Regions from separate parts of the Mus musculus genome. Here region 2 is linked to region 1. A link is a loop called in an ENCODE intact Hi-C map of the cell type or tissue named here. Cell type or tissue: heart. All regions are shown on one strand. Each heading gives the region's core, and the rest is flanking DNA. Links, peaks and the distances in the headings are about the cores only.

The links. Peaks named below come from ENCODE experiments on the same cell type or tissue, not always from the same donor. Only the 100,000 strongest peaks of a DNase experiment are listed, where the experiment ranks them.
Region 2: a loop joins it to region 1, with 2.3 times the contacts of the local background. A loop is called at or near these places in 3 of 42 quality-filtered maps.

What each region holds. Positions count from the first base shown.
Region 1 is chr13:80,998,998-81,014,033 of GRCm38, forward strand. The region is part of intron 1 of 9330111N05Rik (RIKEN cDNA 9330111N05 gene); the gene reads left to right. Among named protein-coding and RNA genes, the nearest start is that of 9330111N05Rik, 42 kb to the left of the region's middle. In heart, for the core only: no CTCF peak of the experiment used is centred there; no DNase peak of the experiment used is centred there.
Region 2 is chr13:80,879,927-80,894,962 of GRCm38, forward strand. It overlaps Arrdc3 (arrestin domain containing 3), which reads left to right and starts at 3,496. Exons shown (of 8, transcript NM_001042591.1): 1 at 3,496-4,003; 2 at 7,480-7,561; 3 at 9,163-9,310; 4 at 10,170-10,272; 5 at 10,608-10,864; 6 at 11,136-11,298; 7 at 11,562-11,716; 8 at 13,444-15,036. The coding sequence starts at 3,724. The coding sequence ends at 13,500. In heart, for the core only: no CTCF peak of the experiment used is centred there; DNase peaks (open chromatin) are centred at 4,915, 5,675 and 6,165; H3K4me3 peaks cover 2,500 bases; H3K27ac peaks cover 2,500 bases.

The sequences.
Region 1 (15,036 bases), core at 7,543-10,042:
GGCAAAAAGCTCCTAACCCAAAACATCTAGGAAATCCAGGACAAAATGAGAGGACAAAACCTAAGGAAAACAGGTATAGAAGAGAGTGAAGATTTCCAACTTAAAGGGCCAGTAAATATCTTCAACAAAATTATAGAAGAAAACTTCCCTAACCTAAAGAAAGAGATGCCCATGAACATACAAGAAGCCTACAGAACTCCAAATAGACTGGACCAGAAAAGAAATTTCTCCCGTCACATAATAATCAAAACACCAAAAGCATTAAACAAAGAAAGACTATTGAAAGCAATAAGGGAAAAAGGTAAAGTAACATATAAAGGCAGACCTATCAGAATTACACCAGACTTATAACCAGAGACTATGAAAGCTAAAAGATCCTGGGCAGATGCCATACAGAAACTAAGAGAACACAAACACCAGCTGAGACTACTATACTCAGAAAAACTCAATTGCCATAGATGGAGAAAGCAAGTTATTCCATGACAAAATCAAATTTACACAATAAATTTCCATAAATCCAGCCCTACAAAGGATACCAGATGGAAAACACCAACACAAGGACAGAAACTACACCCTAGAAAAAGCAAAAAAGTAATCTTTCAACACACCTAAAAGAAGATATCCAAGTAAACATAATACCACCTCTAACAACAAAAATAACAGGAAGTCACAATCACTTTTCCTTAATATCTCTTAACATCAATGGACTTAATTCCCCAATAAAAAGACATAGACTAACAGACTGGATACGGAAACAGGACCCAGCATTTTGCTGGATACAGGAAACGCACCTTAGTGATCAAAGCAGACACTACCCCAGAGTAAAAGGATGGAAAATAATTTTCCAAGCAAATGGTCCCAAGAAACAAGCTGGAGTAGCTATTCTAATATTTAATAAAATCAACTTTCAACCAAAAGTTACCAAAGAGGATTAGGAAGGACACGTCATACTGGTAAAAGGAAAAATCTACCAAGATGAACTCTTAATTCTGAACATCTATGCTCCAAATGCAAGGGCTTTCACATTCGTAAAAGAAACTTTACTAAAGCTCAAAACACAAATCGCACCCCACACAATGATAGTGGGAGACTTCGATATCCCACTCTCATCAATGAACAGATGATGGAAACAGAAACTAAACAGAGACACAGTGAAACTAACAGAAGCTGTGAACCAAATGGATCTAACAGATATTTCTAGAACATTTCATCCTAAAGCAAAAAGGATATACATTATTCTCAGAACCTCATGCACCTTCTCCAAAATTGACCATATAATTGGTAACAAAACAGGCCTCAACAGATACAGATTGAAATAATCCAATGCACCCTATCAAATCACCACGGACTAAGGCTAGTCTTAAATTCCAACAAAAACAATGGAAGACACACATACACGTGGAAGCTGAATGACGCTCTACTAAATGATAACTTGGTCAAGGAAGAAGTAAAGAAAGAAAATAAAAGGCTTTTTAGAGTTTAATGAAAATGAAGACACATCATACCAAAACCTTTGGAACACAATGGAAGCAGTGGTAAGAGGAAAACTTATAACTCTATGTGCCTCCAAAAAGAAACTGGAGAGAGCTTACACCAGCAGCTTGACAGCACACCTGAAAGCTCTAGAAGAAAAAGAAACAAATACACCCAAAAGGAGTAGACAGCAGGAAATAATCAGACTCAGGGCTGAAATCAACCAATTAGAAACAAAAAGAACTGTACAAAGAATCAACAGAACTAGGAGCTGGTTCTTTGAGAAAATCAACAAGATAGATAAACCCTTAGCCAGCCTAACCTGAGGCACAGAGAAAGTATCCAAATTAAAAAAATCAGAAATGAAAAGGGAGACATAACGGAAACCATGGAAATCAAAAAAAAAAAAAAAAAAACCAAATCATTCGATTCTACTACAAAAGTTTATACTCAACTAAATTGGAAAATCTGGTTAAAATGTACAATTTTTCTAAACATATACCAAGTGCCAAAGTTAAAACAGGATCGGATAAACCATCTAAACAGACCCATAACCCCTAAAGAAATAAAAGCAGTCCTTAATAGTCTCCCAATAAATAAAAAATGTCCAGGAACAGATGGGTTTAGGGCAGAATTCTACCAGACATTTAAAAAACCTAATACCACTACGCTGCAAACTATTCCACAAAAATAGAAACAGAAGGAACACTACCCAATTTGTTCTATGAAGCCATAATTATGCTTATACCTAAACCACACAAAGACTCAACCAAGAAAGAGAACTACATATGAATCTCCCTTATGAACTTTGATGCAAAAATACTCAAAAAAATTCTTGCCAAATAAATCTAAGAACACATCAAAAGGATCATTTACTACGATCAAGTAGGCTTCATCCCAGGGATGATTCAATATGTGGAAATCAATCAATGTAATTCACTACATAAACAAACTCAAAGAAAAAAAAAACACGTGATCATTTCATTAGATGCTCAAAAAGCATTTGACAAAATTCATCATCCCTTCATGGTAAAAGTCTTGGAAAGATCAGGAATTCAAGGCCCATACCTAAACACAATAAAAGCAATGTACAGCAAACCAGTAGCCAACATCAAAGTAAATGGAGAGAAACTTGAAGCAATCCCACTAAAATCAGGAACTAGACAAGGCTGCCCTCTCTCTCCCAGTCTGTTGAATATAGAACTCAAAGTTCTAGTTAGAGCAATTCGACAACAAAAGGAGGTCAAAGGGATACAAATTGGAAAGGAAGAAGTCAAACTATCACTATTTGCAGATGATATGATAATATACTTAAGTGACCCCAAAAATTCCACTAGAGAACCCCTAAAGCTGATAACCAACTTCAGCAAAGTGGCTGGATATAAAATTAAGTCAAACAAATCAGTAGCCTTCCAATACTCAAAGGATAAACAGGCTGAGAAGAAATTAGGAAAGAACACCTTTCATAATAGTCACAAATAATATTACATACCTTGGAGTGACTCTAACCAAGCACATTAAAGATCTGTATGACAAGAGCTTCAAGTCTCTGAAGAAAGAAATTGAAGAAGATCTCAGAAGATGGAAAGATCTCCCATGCTCATGGATTGGTAGGATTAAGATAGTAAAAATGGCCATCCTGCCAAAAGCAATCTACAGATTCAATGTAATCCCCATCAAAATTCCAGCTCAATTCTTCATAGAGTTAGAAAGAGCAATTTGCAAATTCATTTGGAATAACAAAAAAATCCAGGATAGCAGATACTAGTCTCAACAATATAAGAACTTCTGAGGGAATCACTATCCCTGACCTCAAACTGTATTACAGAGAAATAGTGATTAAAAACAACTGTATGGTATTGGTATAGAAACAGGCAGAAAGATCAATGGAATAGAATTGAAGATCCAGAAATGAACCCAACACCTATGATCACTTGATCTTTGACAATGGAGCTAAAACCATCCAGTGGAAAAAAGACAGCATTTTTAACAAAGGGAGCTTGTTCACCTGGGGCTCAGCATGTAGAAAAATGCAAATCAACCCATTCTTATCTCCTCGTACAAAACTCAAGTCCAAGTGGATCAAGGACCTCCACATAAAACCAAGACCCTGAAACTTATAGAGGAAAAAGTGGGGAAGAGCCTCGAAGATATGGGCACAGGGGAAAAAGTCCTGAATAGAACACTAGTGGTTTATGCTCTAAGATGTGCAATAGAAAAAATGGAACCTCATAAAATTGCAAAGCTTCTGTAAGGCAAAGGACAGTGTCAATAGGACAAAAAGGCAACCAACAGATTGCAAAAAGATCTTTACCAATCCTACATCCTGTCGAGGGCTATACAAAGAATTCAAGAAGTTATATTCCAGAAAATCAAATAACCCTATTAAAAAATGTGGTACATAACTAAACAAAGAATTTTCAACTGAGTAATATTGAATGACCGAGAAGCAACTAAAAAAACGTTCAACATCCTTAGTCATCAGGGAAATGCAAATCAAAACAACCCTGAAATTTCACCTCACACCAGTCAGAATGGCTAAAATAAAAAACTCAAGTGACAGCAGATGCTGGTGAGGATGTGGAGAAAGAGGAACACTTCTCCATTGCTGGTGGGATTGCATCCTGGTACAACTACTCTGGAAATCAGCTTGGTGTTTCCTTAGAAAATTGGACATATACTACCTGAAGACCCAGCTATCTCACTCCTGGGTATATACCCAGAAGATGTTCCAACATGTAATAGGGACACATGCTTCACTATGTTCATAGTAGCCTTATTTATAATAGGCAGGAGCTGGAAAGAACCCAGTTGTCCTTCAACAGAGGAATCTGTACAAAGATTGTGGTACATTTACACAGCTACATTTACTCAGCTATTAAAAATAATGAATTCATGAAATTCTTAGGCAAATGGATAGAACTAGAAAATATCATCCTGAGTGTGGTAACCCAATTGTAAAAGAACACACATGGTATGCACTCACTGATAAGTGGATATTAGCCCAAAAGCTCCAAATAACCAGGATATAATTCACAGACCACATGAAGCTGAAGAAGAAGGATGACCAAAGTGTGGGTGCTTTGTTCTTAGAAGGAGAACAAAATACTCACAGGAGTAAATATGGAGATAAAGTGTAGAGCAAAGACTGAAGGAAAGGCCACCCAGAGACTGTACCACCTGGGGATTCATCCCATATACAGTTATCAAACCCATTCACTATTGTGGATGCCAGGAAGTGCATGATGAAAGGATCCTGACATGGCTGTCTCCTGAGAGGCCCTGCCAGAACCTTACAAATACAGAGATGGATGCTTGCAGCCCATCATTGGACTGAGTCCAGGGTATCCAATAGAGGAGCTAGAGAAAGGCCCGAAGGAGATGAAGGGGTTTGCAACCCCACAGGAAGAACAACAATATCAACCAACTAGACCCCCAGGAGCTTCCAGGGACTAAGCCATCAACAAAAGAGTACACATGAGTCCAGCTGCATATATTGCAGAGGATGGCCTTCTTATGCATCAATGGAAAGAGAGGTACTTGGTCATATGAAGGCTCAGTAGATGCCCCAGTGTAGGGGAACTAAGGGAGGTGGGAGTGGGTAGGTGGGTGGAGGAACACTCTCATAGAAGCAGGGGAAGGGAGGATGGGATAGGGGGTTTCCAGAAGGAGGGGGTACTGGGAAAGGGGATAACATTTGAAATGTAAATAAAGAAAATATGTAATTAAAAAAAGAAAATAATAAAAACCCATTGGGCCTGTTGTCTATTATAAATATCTACAACTACTAAATGTATACTCAGGCTTTGAAACCACCATGGTATTCTGAAAATAATGGGCCTGGTCTTATAATTATTATATTGTTATTCATCAAGACCTTATATCCTCCCTGAGTTATTTTATCCTCTGTGTACATCTCACCATATGTCATACCATGGTTCTTTCAGATGTCTCCATCCATTATGCTGTGCAGGCCTGAGTACTCAGGACCATTTCTGATTGTCCGTTGTGGTGTCCCTACTACTACAAACTTAATGTATAGCAACTGACATGGCATTTGTGTTCAGTGACTATTTACTGAATAAGTGAATAGTTATTTAGTATGGGTAGATGGAAGCATGTCAGTACTGAACATTTCAGGAACCCATGCTGCTTGGAAAAAAACACAGTCAAGATGTACGAGCACTGTTCTAAAAAGTTGTCAGGCCTGGAGAGAGTTCAGAGGGTAAGAGCTCTGCTGTTCTTGCAGAGGACTGGGCTTCATTCTCAGACCCCACAAGTTGGCTCACATCTATCTGTGACTCAGGCTCTAGGGAGATCTGACAGTCTCTTCTGAGTTCTTTGGAGTGTGGGGTCATACATACAAGGTAAAATATTCAAGTATGTATATAACAAGATAAAATGGTACAAGAAAACTTTCTCATTATTGCCACCTACTCATATTATTTTTAAAGCATCCAAGGTATGTTTCAAAAATTGTTTCGATCTTTAGACTTAAGAAAATATCTTAACAATGTTGTTTACTAATTTAAAAAAAACAAACAAGTTCCACACAGTTAGACTGCAGTGGTTTAGTTGAAAATGCCCCTTCCCCATATGTTTACATGCTTGGTCCTGGGTTAGTGAAATGTTTGGGAAAGACGAGAACACATGGCCTTGATGGAGGAGGTGTTTTAACGAGGCTGGGCTTGGCAGTTTCAAAAGTCCACATTATTCCCAGTTAGCTCTCTCTGCTCAATATCAACTCTGTTGCCCAGGTATGAGTGATAACTTTGATTCAGACCTACATGAAAAAGAACAAGCATGGCAATAAATAAATAAAAACTGAGCAGTTTGAGAAAAAAAAAAAAAAAAAAGAAAGAGCACCAGAGTATTCAATGTTGGAGCCAAGGCTTGCGCTGAAAGAGGTAAGGCGGGGCCTGATGTGAGATTCTCATTGCCCTCATGTTGATTTACCATATGTCTTTTTTAAAAGTCTGTTTGAAACATAGTGCATCGTTTTGCATGGCTTTCATTATATAAAACTAGAAACACATAAAGTTTTATTTATATCTCTTTTGTATGATTACTTTAAGAGCTGAACTTTCTAATACTGTGTCTAATACATGTAAGTGTGTGTGTGTGTGTGTGTGTGTGTGTGTGTGTTGGGGGGGTATTCAAACTGCTAAATTATTAATAGAATCCTCCATTTAATGGGTTGAAAAACAGGCTCCTTGGATGGCAAGGGTTTTGTCATCCATAATGTCTAGCATGGAAACTAAGAGCAGCGTTAGGCCCCACTAAGAGCAGCATTAGGTCCCAATAAATATTTATGGAATGAAAACTACATAACTGGTTTTAAATGTAAGTGTCCCTGCACCTAGGCCTACAGCTTATTTGAAAGCTGTCATCCTCAGCTGTTCTTCAAAGCTACTATTTAGTAGTGATTTGATACACAGTTAAATTGATTAAAGTATTACTAACAATGACTGCAATTTTAGCTTGTATATTCCCAAATATCTTGTAATCTTTCAAAACCACACACAGACTACATACACATATTCTCACATACATACATACACTATACACACATACTCACATACACACCCACAACACACACACACATTTATACACATATTTCAGCCAGTGGATTGGCCTACCCCATATTTGCTAGGTTACTTCAATTCTACCAAGCTCCCCTCTTTCTAGGAAGTGAGGAGATCAACACTTGGTTCATATCTACACCAAAAAGTTAACAGTTATTTAAATCACTGGACAAGCTATGATATTTCTAGAGGAATAAATCAATTATATATAATTAAAATTATTCGTTAGGCCTAAATTTCTAAACTTTTTGGTTTTGAACTATCTACTATTTCAGTATGGGTATATCAGCAGTGTAGACAGAAGCCTTGGGTACTTGCTGCTTGAATGTCTACTCCCTTATTCTCTGAGGGACACTGACTGCATGGAAAGGCTCTGTACCTGGTTACTTATCGGTGTCTTCTTGTATCTCATATAGATGTGTTTCTTTACCACAGACTTAAGCATTTCTCATTTTCCTCACCCATGTGCAATTGATTCTGTGTTCCATGGGTTTAACACCTGTAAATTTAGCCAACATCTGATCAAAAACATTCTTTAGACATATGTACACAGAAAATGAACAGACTTTTTTTTTTTTAATTGAAACTATTCCATAGCAAAACCGTGTTAAAATTATTTACATTGGGATGACATTATGAGTAATCTACGGAGGTTTAAAGTACACAGGAGAATGTGCATATACAAACACTAAAGCATTTGTGCTGGGCACTTGAGCACCTATGAGTTTTGATGTCTGTGGAGAATTGGAAGGGGATATGCTGGGACCAATAATTTCTGACATAAGGATGACAATTACCCCATCACAAGGCTCATTTCCAGTATGGTTTCTGGTTATCTGCTTCATTGATCTTCACTTCTCTTTGTTCTGTGAGAAAAAAATGTAGTTTGGAGCCAATAGAGGAAATAAAAATGTACTAGAAGTGTTTCCAATACAAGGGCATGTGACCTTTAAGAAGAGTCCAACTTCAATTTGGCTGAAAGGCTTTCTGTAGGCAAACCACCTCCTCAAGGTCAAGAGAGTTCGAAGAACACAGCAAACTTTGTTGAGCACGCCAGTGAATTTTGTAAAAGTTATTTGTGTGTGTGTGCATGAAGACATAGTGCTTGGCTGGTCATTCTGGCCTCCAGATAGTCACAGGATGCAGCCAGTAATGATCGTGGAACACCCTGAAACAGATTATTAATTTAATAAACCAAAATTGTCTGATTTCTTTCTTTGTAAGAAGGAATGTGTTAAAAATTTTTACTCTGTTCTCCCTCGTGTATTCTTTTACGCTGTTCCAAGTAACTTTTTTTTTGTTGTTTTATTTTCTTTTTACCTAGAAGAGCTCATTGTAAAGCCTAAGTAATATTTTGTCACCAAACAAATATCCCTGGCTTGATAGTATAGTTAAGTACATTGACACACATGCACGCATGCATGTAAACACACACACACACACACACACACACACACACACACGCACACACACTTCTTGCAAAGTCTTAATAGGTACCAGCAACAGTTATTTAAACCTGTCTGGTGATGCCTCATTCAGCTCTGGGATTGTCAGGCTGAACGACGAGGAACGTTAACAGGAGATATATGACAGAAGCCTAACTTCAGCGAAGGGAACAGCACAGATATGATTAGTGCGGAAGGGCTGGGCATGGTGGTTCATAGCTCTATTCCAGCATGCAATGTTGTGAGGCATGAAGACTCTTTTGAGATTAAGGCCAGTGTGGACTACATAACAAGACCTCTCTCAAAAAACAAGCAAAAAAAACCCATCTGATTATTTGATTAAAAAATAAAAAGATATTTGCTAGAAACAAGGAAAATAGACCAAGGATGGACTTCTGAGTGAAAGATGGGCACCTTTCATTTATTTATTTATTTATTTATGTTCTTATTCACTTATTTATTTATTTATTTTCTTATTCACTTTACATCCTGATTGCAGCCACCCTGCATCCTTTCCTCCCAATCTGCCCCTTATAAATCCTTACTCCAACGACCACTTCCCCTTCTCCTCAGAGAAAGGGGGTGCCTCCCCATCCCCCTTGGGTACCATACTGCCCTTGGCCCTGGGACATCAAGTCCCAGTAGGACTAAGCATATCTTCTCCCACTCAGTCTCAACTAGGCAGTCCAGTTAGGGGAAGGGATCCAAAGAGAAGCAACAGAGTCTGAGACAGCCTCTAATTGTTAGGGGTCCCACATGAAGACCAAGATGCACATCTGTTGCATGTATATAGAGATGCTAGGCCCATGTCTTCTTTGGTTGGTGATTCAGTGTGTGTGAGCTCCCATGGACCCAGGTTAGTTGAATCTGTGCATCTTCTTGTAGTGTTCTGATTCCTCTAATTCCCTCAGTTCTACATCCCACTCTTCCCCAAGACTCCCTGAGCTCTGCCTGATGTTTGGCTGTGGGTCTCTGCGTTTGCCTCCATCCACTGCTGGATGAAGCCTCTCCGGAGACAGTTATGCTAGGTTCCTCCTGTCTGCAAGCATTGCAGAGTATAATTAATAGTGTCAAGGTTGTCTCTCACATGGGATGGATCACAAGTTGGGGCAGTCATTGGTTGGCTGTTTCCCAGTTTTTTGCCCCATCTTTATGCCTGCACATCTTGTTGGCAGGATAAATTTTAGGTTGAAGGTTTTGTGGGTAGATTGATGTCCCCTTGTCTCCACTGGAAGTCCTACCTGGCTTCAGGAGGTAGCCACTTCAGTTTCTATAGCCCCTGCTGATAGAAATTTCAGCTAGGATCACCTCCATAGACTCCCCGTAGCCTCCCTGGAACTTCTTGATGGAGGGAAAAAAAAAAGACAAGTGAATGCTGGCTGGTTCTATAAAAGAAACTGAAGGCTATGTAGGTTAAAGAGTTATCAGAACAGCTTCTTAAAAGAAAAAAAACAACAACACCCAAATAGCAGGAATCAACAGAGAAGCCAAGGAGTGCTCTGAGAAGTCTGCCTTTGGAATCAAGGCTGTGGATGGCCAGAGTTCCAAGGAGGAAATGGCCCACATTGGCAACCCAGCAGGTGATTTAATTAAAGTGGGAAGGGAGTGGATAGTAAGGGATTTGACCGCAGGAAAGCCACCGGTGAGTTTTGCCAAGGAAACCTGAGCACTGAGAAGCAAGGAAAATAACCGGGGCTAGGGGAAAACCCCAGACTCTAAGGACAGGGGCCAGAGACTGAAGACTATTTTTTTGTGGAGCTTGGCTGTAATACAGAGAGAGGCAGAGAACAAGGTGATGGGCTGTGGAGTGGAAGTGAAAGAGAGTGAAATGTCAAGTAAGCCTGGACTTGACTGTTTGCTTTTCCCTGGCTTGCCTCTAACACTTTGCTTTTGCCTGTGGTATCCTGCTGAGTTAACAGTATTCTGGGTCCAAAGAAAGCAGGATAAATACCTGCTGATTGACTGACCCAAATCCCAAAGCAGGATACTCCAGTCACAAGGTCTAAACAGGGACACAACACTGCCAATTGAAACCTGCCTTCCTGGTTGCTTCAGGCTACCCAAGCTTGGCCAGGCTGTGAGCAGAAACAGTTGACCACAGCCATGTCTACGGTGGCCATAAATCAGTGTGGGAGAGAATTTCCTGGAGAAGAGGCATTTCTAGCTGGGTTTTCTTTGTCTCCAGCTGCTAATCGTAGTTATACTGCAAACCCAGAGGGACATAAGTACACTCTATTTTCCATAAAGCTAAATTATTGTTTTATTGTCAGTAATAAAAACTTCCTGGGCTGAGGGTGATGGTTAGAAGCTCCAATATAGTGAGAAAAAAAATCTAAGTAACTGCATTTGAGCATCTTCTTTTGCCTATTTTATTTTAAAATTAACTCTTTCCAGCATAACAGACAACATAGTGGGTTTCATTATGTTAGGTTAGTCTTAGACTCATGTTAATGTTCTTGCCTCAGCTTAGTGAGTTCTTTGATTATCATCACACCTTGCCTGCATTGCTACATTTTCATAAGGAAAGATTATATTTCATTATCATTCGGCTTCCCTTCTTTTCCTCTCCTTGCCTCCTCTCCCCTTGTTGATCCACTTCCTCCTCTCACACAGTCCTGCCTCCAGATTGCATGACCATGTGTATTTTATAGGCCACTGAGTGCTCTTCTGCAGGTGTTCCTGAAGAGAAGCTAAGCTGCTGATAGTTTAAATGCTTAGACATCATTTGCCACACCATACTATTGATTTTTCCTAGAAAGTTTTTTATTATTCTTTTTTAATATTCAATTAAAGGATCTCATTTCCAATGTAATCACAATGTGATTTAAGTGTCAATGTATATATTCTTTGAGGTCACAAATATGTAGCTTATACTATTAATAATATGAGCTGACTAGATTAGTTAAAGACCATTGGCAAGTGTGGTGTTCTTCCTTTAACTCCAGCTCTCAGGAGGCAGAGACAGGCAGACTCTGAGTTTGAGACCAGTCTGGTCTGTATGATGAGACTTTGTCTCAGAAACACTGTAGTAAACCCTTTTGTTTACTATGTGATGAATAGGTCATATAGGAGAAAGCATGAAAACAAGAAATTAGTTATAAGTCCAAAGTAATGGGTCAGCTAAGAGAGGGTAACAGCTCGGAGTAGTGCAAGAATTGTAGAAAAGTGATGTGAGTGGGTCTGGCTGGGCACACTTTGAAAAGAGAACTCAAACCCATTTGCAGATGGATAAAGGAACTCTGGCAAAAGAGCAACTACCATAGTTTGGGGTCTGAGCAACAGAACCTAAAAGGAACAAAGGGTATTGGTGAGAGATCAAAAACCATGTTTCCAACATGGTAAGACTTAAATGCTTCTTACCCTTGTTATGCAGGGACTTAGAAAAAAAACAGATGAGGAATTTGCGGGGTGTTTATTCACCCCAACTTTCATAAGAGCATCCATGTGATGAAGATTTTCTATCACTTTGCTAGTAGCTCCTAACATTAGCAATGGTTTAGTTAGCAGTCCAGTATCAAGTAGATAGCTTTCAGTGTCAGAGGGAAGCTGAGGAGACAGAACTCAGCCTAAAGTGATTCTAAGAAGAAAACCACTAGGTACATTTGGGTGTAATACTGTCCCTTGGTAGGCTTGAATCATCTACATTTCACTTCTTATTTGGGCTCCTTCCATAATAGAACATCCAGTTTGGGAGTATGTGATTGTTTTAGTCCAGAGATACAGAACAGAAAAGGAGATAGCTATATATCTATGTATCATCTATATATGTATGTATGTATTTATGATCTATTTATGATCAACATATATCTGCTAGTTAGTCAGATAATTTATTTACTTGGAGAGCTGACTCACTTGCTTATGGAGACTGAGAAGACTCCCAAGTGAATTAACGGGGAGGTTGGAAAACTGGGCAAGCTAGCACCATGGCTCACTCCAAGTCTAAACGTTTTATAACTAAGGAAGATAATAGTGTAAGACTTACCCCATGTCAAAAGCCCAAGATCACAAAGTATAGACCCCAGAGTTCAAAGTTCAAAAACTCAGGGCATAAAACAAACAGCCTAACAAACAAATAAAAACAAAACAAAACAAAACAAAATACACAAGTAGAAGACATCTGGCTTGGGAACAACCGAGCCACATTTACATTTCACCATTGTATGGCCTTCTAGCTGGCTAGTTGGTGTCTACCTACACTGAGGCCTGATCAGTGCCTCAGTCCCCTTATCTGTTAACGCAGTAGAGATTATCATTTAATGTCAAACCACCTTAGTTTCTTTTTTCTTTTCTTTTCTTTTCTTTTTTTTTTTATCAGAATGTAGGGTTCAGTGCACACTGGGGCATTGGAAATGACCCTCAACCTAATCAAGTCAGCAACTCAAATCACTCCTCTAATAATTGGGTGGTCATCAGCACTTATATTTGCTTTTCCTGGTCATTTCCTGTGATGTGCTATGTAACATGGTACTTTGCAGCAGGACACATCCTTTTATGCAGGAAGATATAGAAAATGGATTAGTAATCACACCATAGTTATTGGCTTTATCAGGTATTTCATTATCCACTTGTTATGTGCCTTATGGAATTTTGAAATGTCACACCACATGTTGTGGTGGCAGTCAGGGGGCAGCAGTCTGTGACTGTAGTGTAGCAATCTACAAGTCTATACAGCATGTGCTCTGAGGGGCTTGTTTATAGCATCAATATTTCTATAATCCTTTTCCTTGTGGAGTAGAACTAACTAGGGAATCACTTTGTATAGATTGTAAATGGCTCGTTCACAAAGCTGCTTCATTTTACTTTCGTCTCTGCTGGTCTGGGAACAGTAACTGCCTCAGCTGTCTTCCATTCCTGCTGTAACAAAAACCCCAACAGAAACAACTCGAGGAGAAAAGTTTTATTTCTGCTCAGGTTCCAGAGACTTCAGGCTATTATAGCCAAGAAGGCTGGGTATTGCAGCTCAGGTCAGACCTTGGCAAACTAGGGAGGAGAGAAAAAGAACACAGGGCCTTGGCTTTATTTCCCTTTTATTATCTCCAGGAACCACTCTATTAAAGATGGATTTTCCCTTCAGCCTTCCCCATTTATCAACCCTCTTTGGACTGCCCTCATGCACAGTCCCAGAGCTAGCCCTTACTGTTCACAAGCATTTGTCAATTTAGTCAAGTTGGTAAGATTATCCATCACAATCACTAAGGCAAGGCTGCAAGGACTGAACAAACTGTCTTAACTGAGTTAAGAGCTGAGGGTGAGCAGTCAAAATGGAGGTTTATGACATAAAAACAACAATCAGTCCTAGCTGTGGGAAAATACTGTTGTTACGCAGTGAGTTCTCCTCCTCCTCCTCCTTCACCTTCTTTTCCTCCTCCTCCCCCTCTGCCTCCTCCTACTACTGCTCCTCCTCCTCCTTTTCTTCCTCCTCCACTTCTTCCTCCACTTCTTCCTCCTCTTCTTTCTTCTGAGACAGGATTTCTCTGTGTAGCCCTGGGTGGTCTTGAACTTTCAGAGATCCATCTGCCTCTGTCTCCTGTGTGGTAGCATTAAAGGCATGTGCTGCCACTGCCAGGTCCATGATGCTTCTTAACACTGGTGTATGCATGCACCACCATGATGAAAGGTGAAAGGAAAGTGCCACTGAGCTTTGAACAAGGAGGTGCTCCCCCAGGATGAAGCTATGGGTGAATGTGGGGCTGAGGGTACAGGAACTCAATGAAAGTGCTTCTTGGGTTCATACCTTGCCCCTTCAATCCTCTCAATAAGTCCGTACACTGTTCAACACTCTTTGAATTCATTGAAGTGATTAATAGAGGTGGGTTTCATGCCAGCAAGATTTTGCTGAAGGGACCCTGTTATAGCTGTCTCATATGAGGCTATGTCAGTGCCTGGCAAATACAGAAGTGGATGGTCACAGCCATCTATAAGATGGAACACAGAGCCCCCAATGGAGAAGCTAGAGAGAGAAAGCACCCTAGGAGCTGAAGGGATCTGCAACACTATAGGTGGAACAACAATATGAACTAACCAGTACCCCCAGAGCTCGTATCTCTAGCTGCATATGTAGCAGAAAATGGCCTAGTTGGCCATCACTGGGAAGAGAGGCCCCTTGGTCTTGCAAACTTTATATGCCCCTGTACAGGGGAATGCTAGGACCAAGAAGTGGGAGTGGGTGGGTAGGGGAGTAGGGTGGAGGGAGGGTATAGGGAACTTTCGGGATAGCATTTGAAATGTATACAAAGAAAATATCTAATAAAAAAGAAAGCAAGGAAGAAAGAAAGAAAGAAAGAGAGAGAGAGAGAGAAAGAGAGAGAGAGAGAGAGAGAGAGAGAGAGAGAGAGAGAGAAAGAAAGAAAGAATTAATAGAGATAACAAAGTATCAGTAATGATGCATCACCAAGAGCCCTTGCCAAAATAAGTCTGTCACATCACCTGCCACATCTTCTGTGCTATGTGCATTTCTACATGCAGCAGGCCTCTTGTACTTTCCACTTCCTGTTATTTATGCAGTATACTTTAGCATGGTTTATTTAAATATT
Region 2 (15,036 bases), core at 4,455-6,954, 120 kb before region 1:
GCTTGTGTCCCACAGATAAGACAGCCTGACACAAGTCTTTCAAAGTCCAAAATGATAAAGCATTGAAAGTCTGACAGATTTTCCCAAGTGAAATACATACATAACTATAAGGAGTCAGGCTAATCCTGAGTAGGAATTTCTGATGCATCTTCTCTCCTGTAAAATATGCTGGTTGACACAGTTGCTGCAAAAATCAAAAGGTTTATATTACAAAAATAATAAAATAAATCCAAGTGCCAGTTATGTGTGAGAATTTACCAAGCCATAGATGAAATGTGCTGTCTCACAACAAAAGGTCACTTGAAAACATCTTCTAGAGTAGCACGCCCTCAACCAACTTTTAGACTTAAGTCACCTCACCTGCAAGTGTCCCATGAGACACTCTCTTGATTGATTTTAACCATAACTAGTCAAGTGAAATTCTCCCCAAGCAGGAACAACAGCAACATGAACAGTGAGCTGATGGTGGATTAAGATCATCTCCTGAGGATGTTCAATGACTGTAAGTAAGGGTAGTTAACAACGGTAACACTAACCGGATGCGTGAAACCCTCCACAACGCACATAGAAAAGGTGGCAGCCACAGGTAACGTCTGGGTTTTTATTATATTATTTTTTGATATTTTCTTTGTCTGTCTTATTGGTGGCTACTGTTTTTGTCTGTTGTTTGTTTGTTTGTTTGTCTTGTTTTTAACAGGATCTCAGATAGCCAAGACTGGACTTGAATCCCTGATACTTCTGCCTCTACCCCTACCCCCAAATCTAGGATTACAGGTGCCCCAACCATGCCTGGCTTTTAGAAACCTCATTATCAAGAGAGACTACTAGGTGACGGGAAGGGCAACATTCCCCTAGTACAAACTTTCAGTCAGTAAAATGTGAATTTCCTAGGAGCCGATTCCTCTTGGTGACTCTCGCCTTTAAATTACATATTGGCAACAACAAGCCAAGCCAACAAAGGGGGCAGAAGATGTACTTGACAGGAGGAGAGACTTAGCAGATGAGTAGGAGGACAAAGCATATGAGATGTAGGCTGGGTTGCAGCAGGAAAGAGCCTTGGTGTGAAGATGAATAGCTGAAATCTAAATCAAAATACAATAGTGTCCCAGTGAAACATCAGAGAAGCCCAAGATAGCACGCCACAACCCAGCACTCCCAGCTGTCTCAAGGGGAGACATTTTGAGTCTGCAAATGCAAAGTTATTAAAATCAAAGAGAAATAACATACAAAATTTGACCTAAGCATAACATTTCTTTTAGAAATGAAAATATACACAAGTACTTAGAGGTACCAGCATATTTGTTTGTTCGTCATGCTTTTGTGGCTTCAATAACTAGGAGGGGAAAGCCAAATGAATCAAATATACTTGTTTACACACTTGAGGAATACTATGTAACAAAACCTCAAAAGGAAAAGGGGACCAAAGGGAAATAAATGCAACATGGGTAAAAATTATTGGTTAAGGTTTAGCATGTGTCCATTACTAAAGTCTTTGAGAAGTCACATTAGACTAATAGCAAAGTAAATCTAATGAAGCAAAAGATCCTAGGAGCATCAAATAAAAGAGGGAGCAATACAGGGATGGTGTTGATTCCCCATTAGAAACTTTACAAACTACAAACAATACTAGGATCCTTTTCCATTAAATGCAATTCTCAGGCTCTTACATAGTGATCCTTAATTTTCAGAAATGTGATACAGTTCACAGCACCCACGTAGCCACGTTCACATCTATAACTCCAGTAACAGGGAGTCTGAGGCCACCGATCTTCTGGCTTAACAGGTTCCAGAACACACAATGCGTGCTCTTACATAGATATACATACATAAATAAAATTTAAAAAATAATGTAAATTCTCGTTGTGCCCACTTTTAACTCCACTCCTTGCTCAATCTTCTGTGGTGTCTAATGCTGAAATCCACCTCATACTGAAGGAAACTTGACATTCTAGCAAAGACGTGGCTGTTACCACTAGGGGGAGAAAAACACCAATAGTATTTGTTACCAACCCTTAGCCCAAGGGTTAGACACTTTACCTGGATTATCCACCAGGTGTCAACCAAGAGAAGAAAGTTGCCCCTACCCCCCACCCCGGACCAAATACACAGATGTGTAATTTTATGCATAAAAAGCTAAACTCTTCTTGGCTTTTCCAGTAATTATTCTTCACATAGTTATATTTTAGGTTTTTTTTTTCAGTTCAAGTGTCAAGTTCAATCTAACTAAACATGTAGATTTTTTTTCTTTTTTAAATAAAGAAAACAGCAAGATGAATGTGTTTAGTTTGTTGTGATTCGACCTATCCAGATTTATCATTCAAAAAAAAAATCTAATGTTTAACTATGGACAACCAACCCCCCACATTTTTTGGTTAGGCATAATACAGGATTTTATAACATAGCCCTGTTATGAGGTTATGTTGATTGTTAATGATCTATTACCCCCTAAATCCTGGTGATGTTTATGACTGAGTATTTTACTCAAGGCATTAAAAAAGGAGAAATGTGCCTGTATTTAAAGATGCAGCACGGCAATTAGCATGTTGAATTAAAAGTAAGGCTTAACAAAATTAAGCCTCACTTATATAACAAATCATACTTAAAAACCAAAAACCACCTTATATGCTTTCCTAAGGCTTTTCAGTCTGTTGTAAACAATGTCAGCTAAATGACTATGTTCAAACCGCCTCTTATGAGGTGGTAATTAGGGGTGTGAGCTCTATTCTTATTCCTGATACAGGAGTTGTAATCGAGTCATTCCCTGCAAAAGGAGCAAAAGGTGATGTCTTGAAAAAGGACTTTTTCTCCCTTCGAGGAAGTGGTCAGGCCTACACACTACACAGACAACTTGATTGGGTTTGATGCTGTAGGAGCTGAAGACGGGAGCTGCCTGGAGCATTGTTCTTTGGCTCCTCAGGCCTTGGCTTAGTCCATTGCCACCCAGCCTACAAAGTCCTGCTTGCTTTTGTTATTTCTATCCAAGTCAACAACGCTTTCTTCTATGAACAATATTTGTCTGCTTTTTATTACGTTTCTTTTGAAATTCATTAGCTCAGACTCGGGCCACCAACCGCTTGCCCAACTGGTTTCTCCCCTTCCCCCACGGCTCGCACGTCCTCCGGGTCCGCGGCCCAGGCGCACACTCCTGGCCTGGCGCCGCCGGGTCCCTCTGCTCAGCTCCGGGAGCGCGTGCGGGGCCGGCGCTGCGGCCGCGGCGGGGGTGGCGGGGGTGGCGGGGGTGGCGGGGGTGGCGGGGGTGGCGGGGGTGGCGGGGTGCCCGCCTGCCAATCGCAGCGGCCCATGCACCGAAGTCGGCGGCGCCCGCTCCACACCTACTGTACCGGGAGCGTGCGGCAAGAGCCGGGCGCGCGCCGCGCGGGAGGGAGCGCGCTGGAAGGCTGGCCGCAGTCGCAGCCTGCGCCTGCGCACTAGGGTTGTTTTTCACAAAGCTGCTCTTAAAGTGAGCTGGCAGCCTCCAGCCGCCCGTCTTTGTAAGGAGACCACTGAGACGAGCAGGAGCGTGGAGCAGCGGCTTCTCTGCTGCCCTGACTTTTTAAGAAATCTCAATGAACTATTTGTAGACAATCACTGATCCTGCCTGCATGATTTTTTTTTCTTGCACGGCAAAGACACCCATCAGTGTTAAGTGAAGATCACATCTTATATGCGATCTTGACTTTTTTTTTGGTCTTACATTATATTTTTATAGATTTTGTTATAATCATGGTGCTGGGAAAGGTAAAGAGTTTGACAATAAGCTTTGACTGTCTTAATGACAGTAATGTCCCCGTGTATTCTAGCGGGGACACTGTCTCAGGAAGGGTAAATTTAGAAGTTACCGGGGAGATCAGAGTAAAATCTCTTAAAATTCACGCAAGAGGACATGCGAAAGTACGGTGGACGGAATCAAGAAACGCCGGCTCCAATACTGCCTATACACAGAATTACACTGAAGAAGTAGAATATTTCAACCATAAAGACATCTTAATTGGGCACGAAAGAGGTAAGTTTTTAATTAGTCACTACATTCGACTTCTTTGCATGAGAACTTTAATCTCATTTAGTGCAGTTCTAATCGGCAGTTTGTTAAAGGTTAGCAAACTTAGAAGCTGTAGTTTCTCCTTGACGTTCAAGCGTGTTAAGCCTTAATCCATGCAGGCGTCTGCAAAGTGAGTGCAAACTGCACTTAACTACATCTGTAACCGGCTTCATATCTGCCATACGCACCTTACAACGTGTTTAAATGTGACTCCGTCGTTTTACTAATATTTTCAAATTCATTTGCAAAAGCTGCAGTCCGATATTGGATTTCCTTTATTTTACAATCTTAGATACAGAAATGAGCTCCAATAAAGAACTGTAGTGACATTTAAGAAGGTTGCTAGATGTATCTGATTTTGATATTAACGTGCAAACGACTTTGAGGACTTGATTATTGTTCTTTGATAAAGGGCTTCCATCCCTTATTTTGACATATGGCACCAACACCCCCACGTGTTTTCCCCCTATTTTTCCCAATTCCCTTTAAAATGTACATCAAGCATCGTTTATTTCAAAGAATAATGTCTATCATTATGCAAACTATTAAGTCAGTTTTAGAAGCCATTCGGGGTCAGTGATTTTCTTCTCGGAGCATCATGTCTAACTTTGGAACGTGGATTCAATGAAACCCATGGCAGACAGATGGAATTGAAAAGTATATGACACATCGGATTTGGGTTTGGGGTATAAGACGAAGATTGAAGCATTGTCAAAGGGAGAAGGGGTCCTGAGATTTGCAATCTGTTGTTTAAGTGCCTACATTGTGGAAATACAGGCGACTCCAAGCTTGTTTTTCTAAGTTTCCACCCTTTGTTAGAAGCGGTTCAATCCTGTTTCGGACCAGTTCTGGGGGATGGTGAGGAGGGGCGCTTGTTCTCCTCTCAGCAGATTGGTTACACGCGTCAGGTGGTGGCGATGACTTAATTCCTAGTCCAAGAAGAATATAATGTTAAAACTGGTTATGTAATTTGTTTCTCCTTTCTAATGCAGTATTTTAGTGCAAATACTGGCGACTTTTCAGATAGAGGAATACTTTGTTTTTTTTTAATATCTAAAATGTACATCCTAGGGAGACGTTAATTGAACTTAAGGCAAGTGGGAAATGGAGGATGCTTTAAGTTACACAGAATTAATGTATCGTCTTTTAAATATGAAGGCGAAGCCAATTCTTAGGGTTTACGCACCTACACCAGGGTATTCCAAATACTGAATGGTTCCCTAGTTCTTTTTTTGCAGCGTCCACACGGATGGGGCGTACAATGCCTAATGACAGCGCTCTCGTTTTTTTTTAAAAAAAAAAAAAAAAAGGGCAGGCACATGAATTTGCTTTTGAGCCTGCTTGGACGTTGCAGCCTTTAATGAAATAAGAAGAGACAAAGACTTTTGCCTCGAAGAGTTCAGACTTGTAGTGGGGGGTATAGATAGAGAGTTCTGTGGACAAACACTTGATCCATTGCACCACGATCTCACGGTTAGGATAACTACCTGCACCCTGCGAGGTGCCCCGGCAAGCCTGGCTACGCGTGGACGGGCTCGCAGGGCTGGAATAGTTTCAATGACTTCAAACTGGCAGCTCGCTCTCAAACTAGCCTGGTAGCTGAGCGCCCGCCCCAGGCGCCCGGCGATAGGCGGAGCAGCGTTTGTTAGCCTGTTGCTAAGGCGATGCCAGGCGTTGATTGGATTGGGCTGGTGGGGGTGGGGAGGATCAAGCCGGCTCGCGCCGGTTGGGGCGAGGCTTGGAACCGGCGTGCGCCGGTAAAGGTCCCTCCTGGCCCGCCACCTCGGCTTCTGGGCGCGCCCCTCGCCCAGCGCAGCCGCCGCAGGTGCCATTGCCTTGGGTGCAGGCTCGGTTCCCACCGGGGACTGAGAAACGTGCGGGCGTCAGGGTCGCCCCGGGGCTGGTACCTGTCTGACCCGAGGGGACGTGACAGAGGCTGGGCATTGCAGAGAACGCTGCGGCCAGCTCGGCCTCGCCCATTATTCCCCCCCGGGCCTTCGCCTCCCTGCCGCCGCCCCAGTTCCCCCCGGCTGTAACTGTGTAGGTGTCAGGGTGGCCTGAGCCAGATTGAACCGGTCACCGGCTGGGGCGTGGAAAGCGGAAGCGCGGCGCGCGGTGGCCCCGCCCCCGGCTCAGCAGGCTAGGCTGCGCGGGCGCGAGCGCCGCGCGACGTATGCCGTATGTATAGCGGGGCGCGCGGAGCGCGGGCGCGAGCGGGCGGGCCGGCTGAGAGCTGCTCAGCGCCGGTTTAGGCCGGTCCTCTCCTGCTCCAGTCTAGTTCTTGATTGACAGCCAGGCACTTGTTTACCACGGCGCGGCGGCCGCCGCTCGCCTCAATGAGACTGCTGAGCTGGCACAAAAGGGAACCGGGAGGAAGAAAGGGAGAGGGAGGCGAAGTTTGAGCGCCTTGGAGGGAGCGAATTGACGGGCCACGGTCCCCTGGCCGGTCCTCAGGGCTGACACTTAGAGGGGCTCCCCAGGAGGCGCGGGCAGGAGTGTGCAGAAATGGGCGGGTCACGATGATTTGGGGAGGAAAATCATATTTTGTATGTATTTTCAGTACTTAGGTGAAGTGTAATGATGCAGCGCCAGCCCCCACCTCCATCCCATTCTAATTAAAAAGGATTGCCCATCAAGTAACGCTAGTAAGACTTTGGTATATTACGGAGAAAGCCAAAAGGACCTTTTCACATTTTTGATTTATTTTCACGACACACACACACACACACACAAATGAATCCGAGCAGAAGAAATGGGTTAAGTGAAAGCTTATACCCCCACCCCGCCCCCGCCCAAGCCCCTACAAATGGAAACTACCCAATTAGACTTAAGGATGTTGAAAAAAATGGTTTCTTTGTAAGCATCTTTTAAATTCTGTGCCTTGTAATTAAACTTATAAAAACAGATTTCAGTCTGCTGCTAAAACCAGTTGAGTGTTGAATATTGTCTAAGTAAACAATTGTATTTAGCTTTTAAACAGTTGCTTACCCCTTTCCTTTTGACAGGGTCCCCTCTGGGTGGCCCTGAGTCCCAGGGGTCCTCCCAACTCTGCTTCCAGGGTGGAACTGGAACAGTCTTCTCTAGAAAGCCAGTAGCCATCAAAAACTGGCAATTTGAAAAGTATTCTACGATTTTTGTTTTACTCGCACTTAAGTAAACAACTGGTGGCCAAGATAACAGTGTAGTCCCACAACCTGGTTTTGATACATTTTTTTTAACTGTTTTTCTTTTCCACTAAAATAAAACATGCTATAAAGTATAACTATTCATCGTCCCGATTTGAGGAATGAAGAAAAATGGAAAGTAAGGATTTTTATTTTAGCCAGAGGAAATAATGAAGTTGATAATGGAACTCATAGCTTAAGATGAAAGCTTGTGGCTTCGATCATGAAGAACATCTTGAATAACAAGATTTTCTTTTCTTGTGTTTTTCATTTTAGATGATGATAATTCTGAAGAAGGCTTCCACACTATTCATTCAGGAAGGCATGAATATGCATTTAGCTTCGAGCTTCCACAGACGTAAGTATTCTAAGGAATAGGTATTTTCTATGGATACTTTTAGTCAAGCACGGTCTTATAAAATTAGATACTCCATATTTAAATACGGAGTTTTTAATTTTTTTAGTTTAAAAAAACCCTTTTCATTATAGAAACTTGATAGAGGAAAACAACATATTAAATAGGAGCTATTTTTAATCTCATGTGGCAAAATTACAGAAAGCACACTCAGTTGTTAGAATTTACAGTAGTGTTTGAAGCTTATAAAACAGTACTTAATTTAGGACTGGTGATTCAGTAGGTGCTAGTCAAACAGTAAACCTTCAATCAGCTGCTTATTATTCGCTGTAGTAGAAGAAAGCTGAGGCTCACTGGGTTAAAATTCAGTATTCTGTCTTTTCTTCTATTGTAAATGATTAGCAATAAATTTAGAATGTAAAGATAACACTCAAGGAGAGGTCTGTTCTTTAGACACACATTCCATAGCTTTGTATACAGAGCTACTGAGGACATTACATAAGCTATCATAACCTGGACTTAAAAGGAAACGTCTGTCAGAGCCACCAGAGTGGAAAGCTTGAAATACAGTACATTCTTAGCATTTTAACAGATTGTTGAGATAGAATATGTAAACATTTTTGCATAATGCCTCTTAAGACACTGGAGCCTGTAAACTGGCACCTGCATTGATCTAGAGAATGAATTTAGCTCATATCAGTTTATCAGGCCTTGGCTGTATCTTAACTTTGTGTTTACTCGTTCTGAATTAGAATTTTGTGTAGAGTTCATAACCATTGTAAAATAGTGGCACTTCTACCGGGATAATCTAGCCCTCTGGCTTGGAAGTAACAATGCTGAACATTTCTCTAATGGGTCAGGCTGCTTCTTAAAACATTTTATAAACACCAAATCCTACAATCTGGCCAAGTTGAGAAACAGTTCTGACTCTTTTGACATAGGCTTATTAGAAATATTTTTCTTTTCAAGCCTTAGAAAGTAATGCTAGTTAACAGCCAAGGGAGAGTTAGAATAGGAGTGGACAGGGGTATAAAGAAAAATTCCCATTTCTGTGAATTTATGAAAAAGGCAATTGTGAGAGTATCCTAGACATTTTATGCTATATTTAATTAGTTGCTATAAAAAGAGGCTCTAATTCCTGGCTAACAAAAGTAGAGCAGTATAAAGACTCTTTTCTGGATGTTTGATTAGGATCTAGGATTTTAAAATAGAAATAGTAAGGCCAGTTTTTACTTTTTTGTATTAAAATTTTTACCTTTTCAAGAATAGTATTTAACTTTCATAATTTTGCCACCAACATTAAAAGTAGGCTCTTTAGTTTAAAAGAATTGTATTCTTGTGGCTTTAAAAACAAATTTTCTGTTACATTTACCTCTCATCATTACTTGAAAATAAAAGATCTTTCCCCGGTGACTTATCCCTTTGGAAAGCTGTAAGAAATTTTACGTGTGGTACCTCCTTGATCCAAAAACAGCGCATGGTGACATCTTTCTATACGTGGTACCTTACAGACAGTTCAACATGCTAATGGTTTATTCTGATCTAATACTGAATTTTTAGAAACAGGCATAAGATTAATATATCCATCTTTATATTTTACACAGACCACTTGCTACCTCATTCGAAGGCCGACATGGCAGTGTGCGCTATTGGGTGAAAGCCGAATTGCATAGGCCTTGGCTTCTACCAGTAAAATTAAAGAAGGAATTTACAGTCTTTGAGCACATAGATATCAACACTCCTTCATTACTGGTAAGAACTGACTGAATTCTGGATTGCTTTTTAACTTAATACATAAAGAATAGTTACTTAATCTATGCAATCTCCATAGCTCTAATAAAGCAATTTTATTAAATTCCATTAAAAATGACTATTTTAAAATACAGTAGAAATAGAGCACACAAGCAAATGAGTAATGTGCTCCTATTTTTCATGCTGTGTTAAGTAAATTTAAAAGACCAGTATGTGATGTGAAGTATCTTTTACTCTGAACATAGCAATAACAAAGCCTGGTTTCTAAATGATTTGATGCACAATATTATCGTTTAAGACAATAACATCTACTCTTATTTGAAACTGTCACAAATCAAACTTTGTACTACATTGCATTCTTCCAATTAGGGATAGGTGTCAAGTGATGGGGAGTCAGCATTTTCATGAAAAAAAAATCTTCATTTCTTTTTAAATTGCATTTTATAAGACTAATTCAAATTTGGCTTCAAAAACTATTAGGTTTAAACAAAAAATGACATCTTTAAAGAAATAAAATTCAACCTTTAAATGGACAGCTTACTAAATTTTTACATTTTCAAAGTAAGATGTTACCATTTGGAATTACAACCAAGTTTCAAACAGTTTATGCAGAATTTGGAAAGGGTTTTTTTGCTTATTTTCATTAGTTTTTATTTGCACATGATGGGTTAAAACTTTGCTTTGGAGTAGGATGTAAAGCATTTTTTTTTCTTTATTGAATGGAAGTTTATATAAAGACAGAAGTTGGTGTCATTTAAAACCATTGACTAAGGGAACAAAATCAATTCTCTAATTTGATTTTTAAAATGTGGCATTTTTATGAGTTTGTACATTGATGTTTTTTCTCTATTTTTTACAGTCACCCCAAGCAGGCACAAAAGAAAAGACACTCTGTTGCTGGTTCTGCACCTCAGGCCCCATATCCTTAAGTGCCAAGATTGAAAGGAAGGGCTACACCCCAGGTATGTGTGAGGTTGAAGCCCCCAAAAAGCAATTTACTAAGTATTTGTGTATGCACATCGAATATGACAAATACCAACAGTAAGCACCCAGTCTTCCCTAGGACAGCTGTTCCCATTGTCTCTGTCCGTTTTCTTCTTACAGTGGGGGCTGCTGTTCTCTTGGGATACCGAGAGGGAGCAGGTCTTGTTTTAACTGGAAGTCACTTTGCTCATGTCCAGGATGGTTTCTCTGCCATAGAGTTATATGGGCTTCATAGTTGAGCTTCAGAGGTCTACACTTTATAGTGGGTGTTGGCTTGTTTTCTAATAGTAAATGTAACGGCTTCCCTCTGCAGGTGAATCAATCCAGATATTTGCCGAGATTGAGAACTGCTCTTCCCGAATGGTAGTGCCAAAGGCGGCCATTTACCAGACGCAGGCCTTCTATGCCAAAGGGAAAATGAAGGAAGTAAAACAGCTTGTGGCAAACTTACGTGGCGAGTCTTTATCCTCTGGGAAGACAGAGACGTGGAATGGCAAGCTGCTCAAAATCCCACCGGTTTCACCCTCCATCCTCGACTGTAGTATAATCCGAGTGGAATATTCGCTAATGGTAGGTGTAAAGTATGAAGTTTTTATGACTTAAAGTTGTGGGGTTGTAGTGTTAGCTTATCCAAGTATGGTTTTCGTAGTCCACTTAAAGTGGGGTGTAAATGTGTATGTGAAACTTTGCATTGTAATTCTACCTCTCATAAGCCTAGAACATGGCACATAAAAGAGAAATTGTGAAGAAATTAAAAGGAAATCACAGCTAATATGAGAATTAGGGTGTGTTTTAAAGACGGTTGTACGTGGAGTGCTGACCGAAGCTTCTGTCTCTGTAGGTGTACGTGGATATTCCTGGGGCCATGGATTTGCTTCTCAGTTTGCCCCTCGTCATCGGGACCATCCCTCTGCACCCGTTTGGTAGCAGAACCTCAAGTGTGAGCAGTCAGTGTAGCATGAGTATGAACTGGCTGGCTCTGGCCCTTCCTGAAAGACCTGAAGGTAATTACATAACACAGTTTTAAATGGACTCGAGTACTATTAAGACTTTCTCTTTTGTTTTGGTATATTATATTCCTAGTTAAATTGTACCTTTCCTTAGCACATGTGACCTTAATGTTAAGTTTGGTTATATGTCTCTCTTGTTTTAATCACCAAACAAATAATTACACTTTCACATGACACTTTTTTAATATCTACTATTCTGTGTATCTTGACATGCATAAGAACATGTTGTTCGAATTGCGTGTATCTTTCTCCTTCAGCACCACCCAGCTATGCAGAGGTTGTAACGGAGGAACAGAGACGGAATAATCTCGCCCCAGTGGGTGCTTGTGATGATTTTGAGAGAGCTCTCCAAGGACCACTGTTTGCTTATATCCAGGAGTTTCGGTTCCTGCCCCCACCTCTCTATTCAGAGGTAAGCACCAAGGCAAATAACAATGTACTGAGTCTCCGAGGAAGCAGCAGTAGACGGTTTTAAAAAGGCTTTAGCAAGACAGTTGCTTCTTGATTATCTCAGGAGTAAAAATTTAGAACAGCTTAAAAGTTACAATTGTCAAAGTTTCTAACTTCAACACGTAGGACTTCATCCAGGAAATAATATGACCTTCAAACTCTAGTTGATTCATTAGCATTTTTAAGAAATAACCTTATAACTTTGTAAACATTAATTAAATATCTAGAATTTATATTATTCATAGTCCTCCAATCTAGTTTTTACATATTTTAGCATTCTTAGTCATAAGAAAAGTTAGCATATTTCCAAATGACTTTTTAAAAAACACAGCTAAATTATTTATGCTCTTCATGTTGATCACATTGGGCACTCGTGAGTAAAGATAAGCACTTTGGATAATCTCACAAATTAGTTAGTGAAAAAAAAAAGATTCAAAGTGAAATCCTACTTTAACAGTGTTAGGAAACAGCACTCAGGTAATGAGGAGTTTATTGGCGCTTAGGTAATCAGAGTGCTTCTCTGAGAAAGATGATTCTTAAAGCTGAATTTTAAACTATGACTGGCCCTCCAAAGATGGGACTGTATAGGCAGGAAAGGCAGGCCAGAGGAAGGACAGAAGGGGCTTTCTTACATGACGAGCCAACAGTAGACATTTTTATAGGACCTTTCAAATTGACCTTGATAACCAAAATAATTATAAATCAAGAGAATCACCCCCTGGATTATGTAATTTATTCCACTGTCTTATATGCATTAGACACAAAGGATCTTGTTTTTACTTTGCCACCAATTGCTGTGAACCATAACTGGAGACATGGTTCCCTAAAGCCATCCTCATCGACTACAGGGTACTCAGAATCTGCTCTTACACATTTCTGCTTAGACATTTTCCTGTCTTATTGTGGTCTATAAAATATGTGTTTGATTATGAAAATGTTCTACCATTTCTCACAAATTCTATTACTGTATTTTTATTCTTATATTTTTTTATTTTGCTTCTGGCTTACTTTGAGTATTCATAGCTTTCATGGGGAAATTTTTTAAATGAATATATAAATAGTATTAATTTCATCTAATTTTTCATAAATTCTGCCCATTTCAAGATGATTATAAGTTACTTTAAAACTTGTACAACACTAAAATAGCTCTGGAATGTAACTTAACTACAAGACAACTGGCTGTTTTCTTCAGAGATGTGTATTTTGTGGAAAACTTGTGAGGTACTGTGGGTGTCTGACATTTAAGTTCAAATGGATCAGACTTGTCCAGAAGACCCTTAAGTTTCACAGGAGCCAGAGACCCTCAGGAAAAGGTGCACTAGCCTTTAGAACAAGAACAAAAGAGTCACTTTACAAAGGACATGAGCGGTTTGATGCTATATTCCAGTGCTATATCTGAGTGTACGCACCGCTGATGTTGAGTGAAACTGCCCTGCTAAAAGAGAGCCCGCCAGGAACTTGTGTGCAATTGAACTATTCATGCAGAACTATAATGCTAGTAGTACCCTTGCGTTCTCATGTAGCACTTCCGAGGGAGGGAACACCAGTGTATAATTAGCCTAAGAAGTTATGTATAGCCTCTGATTATATTGGTTATATTTGCTGATTGTTACTGAAAAGCAGATAAGTGTTGCATTCTTCCTTCACCTTACCAAGTTAACTTTGTAAATTTTATCTTATTCCTACTAGATTGATCCAAATCCTGATCAGTCATCCGAGGACAGACCATCATGCCCCTCTCGCTGAAGCAACACTTGACTGAGTCAAGTTGACATGGGTTCTGAACTGTATCTCTTCCAGCTGAGGACAGAGAAGTATCTTGGAGACACGTTTGCAGAGGAAGTGGAATTGCCTTTGCCCAGACAGATGGCAAACACATGAAACAACCAGTGATCATGCTTTAGAATCCTACAGCATCATTTGGGGCTGTTCCAACATGCTTGAAGATCTGAGCTTTCCTTCTTTAAAACTGGCACATGTTAAGGGCAGTCTTCTTAGCCTGTGGTCATCCGTGTCAAGACACCATTGCAAAGAAGGATGTTGTCCTTCCTATTTGAAAATTTGCACATGCTCAATGCTTACATTGTGCAGTTCAGTGTCACTACAGCATTTTTTTTCCATTTATGCCAGACTCTTGATACTCTTACAACTTGTTTATGGTCAGCACAACATGGAACAAAAGAAAGCTTTGAAAAACTTTGACATTAAAAAAACAAAACAAAATGCACTGACAGGTTTTTTTTCTTAGTTTTTTGTTTTGTTTTGTTTTTTGGGTTTTTTGTTTGTTTGTTAAGTTAATGTAGCCTGGACTCTACCTGCATATGCACATGCTCAGAATTGTCCTACTAGGCTGACCATGTATCACCTCTTCAGCTTGGATCCTACTGTGGATTTATTTACAAACATCAAATGCCTTCAAGCCAATCCTTTTGCTGTATGTTTTGCAGCCTACTGTAGTAGATAAGCAACAGATACAAGGAGAAAAGAGACAAGAGGAGGAGGCTGACAAGAGACTTTGTATGGCTGTTGTTTGGTTTTCTGTGAGAGTGTTGCCTTTCTACTATTGATAGCAGAGCAGCCTTGTGTTACTGACTGCCTAACATCACTCAATCTCAGGTGAATGCATCACTTGCCAAACTGTTGGAATGCCGTCTATGTTTGTTGCACTGTTATGTTGTTGTTGTTGTTGTTAATTGTTGTTATTTGGTTGGATTTTTTGGAGAGGGATATTCGGAAATGGGACATACACAAAACTGATAACCCACCCACATTCCCCTTTTTATCATTACATATAAGAAGAAACAAAGCTCAGAGTGGAGAAAGACAGTAGGGCGGGCACCAGCAGAGGCAAGGGCTGTTGCTCTGGAAAAATATTTTTATTATTTTAAAAACGAGTGGAAGCTGCCCGGTCACTAGGGAAGGGAGGGAAAAGTGCATTTATTTTTATACAGAGTTACTTAATTACCTCCAAAACACATATGTTGGAAATCAGTTTTGCTGATGCAAGGTACTTCAATAAGCCAGAATATATCAAGGTCATGATGGGGGAAGCTTCATTTATACATTTGCTCAAGTTTGAGAGAATAAAATCCCAAATTTGTTTCCAAAGTGTGTAACTTTATAAGTAGAAAAACTAGAATGTTTGCTGGGATAAGTAGCTTTAGTTTGTACACGTGTATAATATTGTTTTTCAACAATTTTTCCTGTCATCTAAGAAACATTGATAGGTCTCTAGCTTTGAGTATATATAGGTAGAGCAACACATGAGTAAATTATTTTTAA